2 separate regions of the Homo sapiens genome follow, and region 1 is linked to region 2. Evidence: chromatin contacts called from ENCODE Hi-C or POLR2A ChIA-PET data. All regions are on one chromosome and are shown on one strand. The core of a region is the stretch at or near the end of the contact, and the rest is flanking DNA. Distances in the headings are between cores, read along the strand shown.

Region 1 (2,944 bases), core at 71-2,570, 280 kb before region 2:
TTTCTTTTTTCTTCTATTGGTAGTCACATTTTTGCCTATCCTTGACACCTTCTATGAATTTTTATCTAGAGTATTAGAGCACGTTTTCCCGTGACTGCTGGAGGGATACAGGAACTGAGTGTTAATTTCATCCTCTGGTGATGTCTTTTGCTTATGGTTAAAGGACCTACTCCCGTATCCTCTCTGCAGATTCCTTCAGAGGCCAACATTTGTAGGAAAAAGAAAAGATTCCTTCTCTATGGGAAGGTGAATGGACAGCATCAGTCAATGTCAAGGATGTTCTTATAGCTGGAAACTTGAATTCTCACAGTAACTGGATATTCAGGCCTTGTAAGAGTTGAATACCTGCCAGGTGGCCTGGAAGAATACCTTAATTGCAAAACAACACCGTGTCTGCTCCAGTCCTAATTTGAACACAGACAACAACTGCTGAAGCCGGGAAAGCATAACAGTAGCTTGCAGGGAAGGCCCGAGGCTGCTGCAGAGGAGCACTGAGTACTGTAGCTTTTGAGGCCTCAGTCACAGCAGCGGGCTGGAAGTTTTCACCTCATTTTAGTTTTCCTTGAATAAAACCAGAAACTTCTGAAAGTTTAGGATTAACTGAATGTATTATCTCCTGGAACGTTATGTTTGTTTCCTTTTTATCAGAGAGGAGCAGATACATGCCTGGCTGCAGCCCCTTGACAGCTCATTTTCTGATTGTTTCACTAAATGAGTTTGCTCTCTGATAAGACAACTTTCTTTTTGCTCTGTCTAATCCTTTGTTATTCTTTCAGCTTAAAGCTTTTCAAGCCAGGCCAAGAAGCTGTGAAGTACCAGGGTCCTCGGGACTTCCAGACACTGGAAAACTGGATGCTGCAGACACTGAACGAGGAGCCAGTGGTGAGTGTCTACCTCCTTCCCTCCCTCCCTCCCTCCCTCCCTCTCTCCCTGCCTACATCTTTGGGGTAATATGTAACGGGGCAGAGGCCAGTTGAGGTTAATGATTAAGGCTGCCATTTTAAAGCAACTCTACTTTTTTTGGAGCTTATTGGTATTACAGGTAAAGATGAACTTTTACAGAAACTTTTTGGTGTGGAAATACCTAAATGTGCACAAAAGTCAAGAGAAGGCTAAACCCTGAGTTTCAGCAGTTACCACCATTTTGGTGTTTGTCTTCCCCACCACCCTGCGCCTTGTTTGGCTGTAGTCAGTCTTCAGGGAAGTCACTTGTGTGGCCTCACAGATAAGCACTTACTCTTTGTTAACACTGCCACCCTGCCACTGTCACAGGTAATACAGTTCACAACTGTACCCCAGCATCAGAGACTGACTCTGGACCACCTGGGGTCAGGGCTGGGCCCAGCCTAGAATCTCCTATCCAAGCCAGCACTGGAGCCTCCTCCCATCCCCCCGACCTTTGCCCTCCACCACCTGCAGCCCTCTGGCTCGGGCCTAGCCCGACAGCTGTACCCGTAGGGTGGATCCTTCCTTTTCTTCTCGGTGCTCAGTCCCCGAGTCTCTAATGGGCTTTGCTTATAACATCATTTTGTACCATTAATACTCTGTGTCTTAATGCACTTCCCTTACTAAGGCTAATATCAGGAGATTGTAGACTCTTAGAATATTATGTACTAAAAAGGATTTATAATCCTCCCCCTCCCCAGTTGATGTTGGAAGTCTTCACTTTTTTATAAATCATCATGATCATAAACCACTGGTTAAGTGTTCCTTTGTGGGTGGTGCCTTCTGATTAATGCCGAGTGCTCAGGTCCCTGGATGCCGGGTAGACCTGGTGGGTCATGCTGCTGTGTTGGAGAGGGACTGGAAAAACACTCGTGTTCCTACACTGTAGGATCCTGATGAGCTAGGAAGAGCATCTGAAGTCTTTGTAATTTCAATTTCAACAAATACCTAAGACTACCTTCTTGTATCAGCTAAGCGCCCACTGATTTGAAGGTGGTCTGTGGTGGTCCTTTTGGAGCTTTGCCGCTTACTGTTGCCAGTTTCCAGTGTGTCTGTGCGGCTCTTCCGCTCTGCCCCATCTTCTCTGATGACCTAATCAGAAACTTGGCTGCTGATTCAGTGCTTCCATCCCTCACCTGCAAAGACTCTCTCAACTCGGCTGGGTGTGGTGGCTCATGCCTGTAATCCTAGCACTTTGGGAGGCTGAGGCGGGTGGATCACCCAAGGTCAAGAGTTCAAGACCAGCCTGGCCAACATGGTGAAACGTCGTCTCTGCTAAAAATACAAAAATTAGCCAGGTGGTAGGTGCCTGTAATCCCAGCTACTTGGGAGGCTGAGGCAGGAGAATCACTTGAACCCAGGAGGCAGAGGTTGCAGTGAGGCGAGATCATGCCACTGCACTCCAGCCTATGCAACAGAGCAAAAACTATCGTGGAAAAAAAAAAAAAACTCTCTGAACTGTATGGTGGAGACTGTTGGTGTGTGATGTTATGTCGTTGAACCAGAGACTTACCTAACTTTAGCTAAAAGAACCACAGACCTCTCAGGAAATTTGCATCTTTGTCCTGGCAAGAAAGCTGAATGAGCAGGTGTGACTTTCATAGTTTTCAATTGGACATTGTTTCCTTTGTGAAAATATTCTCTTTGTGGGGACACATATATTGGATGGTAGCAAACCAATTTTAAGGAGGAGTTAATAGCCTCAAATAAATTTCACCAAAAAAGCCAGTCTTCTATGATGGCTTTATTCAAGAAACCAGCAGCCAGTATCAGGACGGCAGAAAGACCTCATCTCATGGCCCATTTCCCTTAGTGGAGGTGGCGGCCTCACCTGCAGGTTGGAAAGGGCTGAGAGGCTGCGTCCAGGCTCTGCAAGGGACTTTCTGTCTCCTCAGTGTGGGAGCAGGATGGCCGCGTGTAATCCCCCCATGCCACCCCAGAACCACAGTCACCAACTTGCCATATTTTAGTGTCTCCAGCAATAGCAGGCCCCAGATAA
Region 2 (2,799 bases), core at 210-2,709:
TTGGTTTTTTTTATTTTCTTGCTTGTTTGTTTGTTTTTTTGTAGAGAGGAGGTTTTGCCATGTTTCCCAGGCTGAACTCGAACTCCTGGGCTCAAGTGATCCACACACCTCAGCCTCCCAAAGTGCTGGGATTACAAGTGTGAGCCACCGCGCATCCTGCCACAATTAGGACTTTGATCTCCATTTTGGCACCTCTGAATCTTAAACACTTATCACAGTAATGTCAGTGGGGATCTGAAATTCATTGTGACAAAGATGTAAAGGAGAGTGGCCTGTAGAAGTATTTTTCCCAGAGATATTTGGATTTCAAAATGGAACAAAGTGTACTGTGTTTCCTAGTGGCTTTATTTTCCTTCTTTATAGTTGTGCAAATTTGTCACATGTTCTTCACTTAGAAGATATTTTTTGCATTGGAAAATAAAATTTAAGTATAAATTTACTGTGTCTCACCACTTCTTCCTCCCCAAAATCATCATTATTTTCCCTTTGTGTTTGATATTGAGCTGACGGGCATTCTACTCTAAAGCTGAAGTTCAGCCTCCTAGATTCCTGCATGGAATCATTCAACCCGTTTTTCCTGGGTGCCTTCTGTGTTCTAGGCTCCGTAGCAGGTGCTGGGTGCTCTGGAGTCAGGCTGCCTGAGGTCTCATCCCAGTGCTGTGTGAGCTCAGTCAAGTTGCTTAATCTCTCTGTGCGTTGGGTTTTGTTGGTTGGTTTGGGGTTGGGGGTTTTTATGTAGGAGAGAACAAACAATTAAATGAGTTAGCGTGTGAGGCCTGTAGGGCAGCCCTAGCTCCTTGGAGGCACTCAGTACCCATCAGCTCTCATCATCCCAGATGCCCAGAAAGGAACAGCCTTTGTGGCAGGGTGGGAAAGAAGTTTGTGTCTGCCAGTTTCTATTTTCTAAGTGAAGTGGGAAGTGGCCAGGCTGTCAGTTTGAGGAAAGCAAAGAAGACAGGAAGAGGGGAGTTAAAGGTGTGGAGGGGAGTGACTGGGGTCCTTACCCCTTCGTGGCACCAGGTTGGGGTCTTGTGATGCTCTCTAGCCGCACACGGCTAGGAACAGAGAGAAAGGCTTGGAAGAGTCCAGGCTGAGTTGCCCCCGGCTGCTGTGATGGAAGCCATCAGGACAAGGGATATGGCCACAGAGTGGGCGAGGTGACAAACAGAAGATGCAGACAGCAGGAATGCCACACCCCACTTGCTTCTGTAGGAGGCTGCCAGGTTGTTACATGGCCAGCATGAGCCACTTCGCCAGATTAGCATACAAGGAAGGCACTGTCACTCTTATTTTTCATATTGAAACCGACTCAGGCTACAACACACCAGATTCGCAGGAAGTTCAACATCTCCCACTTGTGGCTTGGCACCAACTCTTCGCATTGTCCAAAAACCCTCACGTGCTTATTAGTGTCTCCAAGGCCAGTCCCATCCAGTCACATAAAGCAAAACTCAGCAAATGCCCTCGGGGCTGAAGAAAACCACAGCTACCCCAGAACGAGGCTGCTCCGGAATGAGCTGCCCTGCCAGGCAGTGAGGATTGCAAGAGCTACAATCAAGCACTCTTCTTGTCTAATTCAAAGAGATCATGGGCACTACTGCGGGTTCCAAGACTTAGTGATTCTTTAAGGCAGCAAAATTCCACTTTTTCCAGAATATTTCCACCCAGGAAGTCCCACACTCAGAATAAGCCTGGATCCCCAGGATCCTACTCACAAGCAAGTACCCCAGGCAGAGAGGTGCTCCACCCAGCACTGCCCACAGCCTTTTTCATGTCCATGACAATCTGGGCATCCCATGGAACCCAGGTCACCAGGTTAGCTGTCTGAGGGAGGCCTTGGAGCTTACTTCTGTCAGTAGACCCGCCTCAGCAGGCACTATCTCCAAATGTAGAAGTCTGGATAATGCTCAGCCTCAAAAAGGAGAAGATTGGGGTTTTCATTTCTTTCCTCAAAGGAAGTTCATTATCTCCCTACACTTGAAGGAGGGACCAAAGAAAGGGACAGCCTCCTGAAGTCTCCAAAGAGGCCCTGGCCCACCCCTCTAGGACAAAGCTTGCTGCACGTCCACAGAAACAAATGTATTCACCTGATTCTTCCCAGGACAGAGAAAATCTGCCTTGCTGTCTCCGTCCCGACAGAGAAACAATGAGCAATGGCAGCTCCTCTCCATATAAATAAGTCATCAATTAGTTAAAAATTGATTTAAAATACTGTTGCTTTAGTCAACCAGACGTATACAGGTTAGAGAGAATATGTTCCTTTTTTTTCGAAATTGGATCGCCTTGGACACTGGTCCTCATTCATTCATCTGACAAATAGCTGTGGCGCGTCCACCATCTGCCAGGCACTGGGCATCCAGCAGGGAGCAGAGAAACCAAGTCCCTGCGCTTGTGAAACTTACAATCTCATAAGCTATGTTAGGCTACAAAGTGCTACAGGGGAAAACAATGGAAGGGGAAAGGGTGGAGAAAGTACAATTTTAAATAGGAGGGTCTGGAAAGGCGGCTCTGAAAAGATGACTCTGGAATAGAGAACCAGAGGACGTGAAGAACAAGATTTTCAACAGGAGGAAGAGCGAGAACATGAGATGGGACCAAACCTCATGCACCTGGGGAGCAAGGAGTGGATGCAGGATGGGTGAGGGAGGCCACGGTGGGAGGTGAGGTTAGAGCGAGGGGTGGGCACAGGCCATGCGGGCCTTTAGGTCTTGGTGAGAAATCTGGACTTTCCTCTGTGTGAGATGGGGACCCGCTGGAGGGTTCTGAGCAGAGAAGTGACATGGTCTTACCTTCATTATT

What was found. A loop is a pair of places that touch in the nucleus more often than their neighbours do. ChIA-PET counts read pairs that join two places held with the same protein, here RNA polymerase II (POLR2A). Pooled maps may share reads with other maps.
Region 1: a loop to region 2 is called in a map of mammary epithelial cell, with 3 times the contacts of the local background. The contact joins two enhancer-like sites. A Hi-C loop is called at or near these places in 1 of 168 maps with a recorded cell type or tissue (mammary epithelial cell) and 3 of 50 pooled maps. POLR2A ChIA-PET finds 5 or more read pairs at or near these places in 3 of 52 experiments (IMR-90, OCI-LY7 and activated CD8-positive, alpha-beta memory T cell).

Annotation. Positions count from the first base shown.
Region 1 is chr6:7,897,514-7,900,457 of GRCh38, reverse strand. TXNDC5 (thioredoxin domain containing 5) reads left to right here. Exons shown (of 10, transcript NM_030810.5): 3 at 777-882. BLOC1S5-TXNDC5 (BLOC1S5-TXNDC5 readthrough (NMD candidate)) reads left to right here. Exons shown (of 13, transcript NR_037616.1): 6 at 777-882. Among named protein-coding and RNA genes, the nearest start is that of TXNDC5, 12 kb to the left of the region's middle. Within about 2 kb of position 1,320, at least 5 of the 41 ENCODE cell types and tissues checked have a DNase peak (open chromatin) inside an H3K27ac peak, as active enhancers do.
Region 2 is chr6:7,617,096-7,619,894 of GRCh38, reverse strand. No RefSeq gene overlaps it. Among named protein-coding and RNA genes, the nearest start is that of SNRNP48, 28 kb to the right of the region's middle. Within about 2 kb of position 1,459, at least 4 of the 41 ENCODE cell types and tissues checked have a DNase peak (open chromatin) inside an H3K27ac peak, as active enhancers do.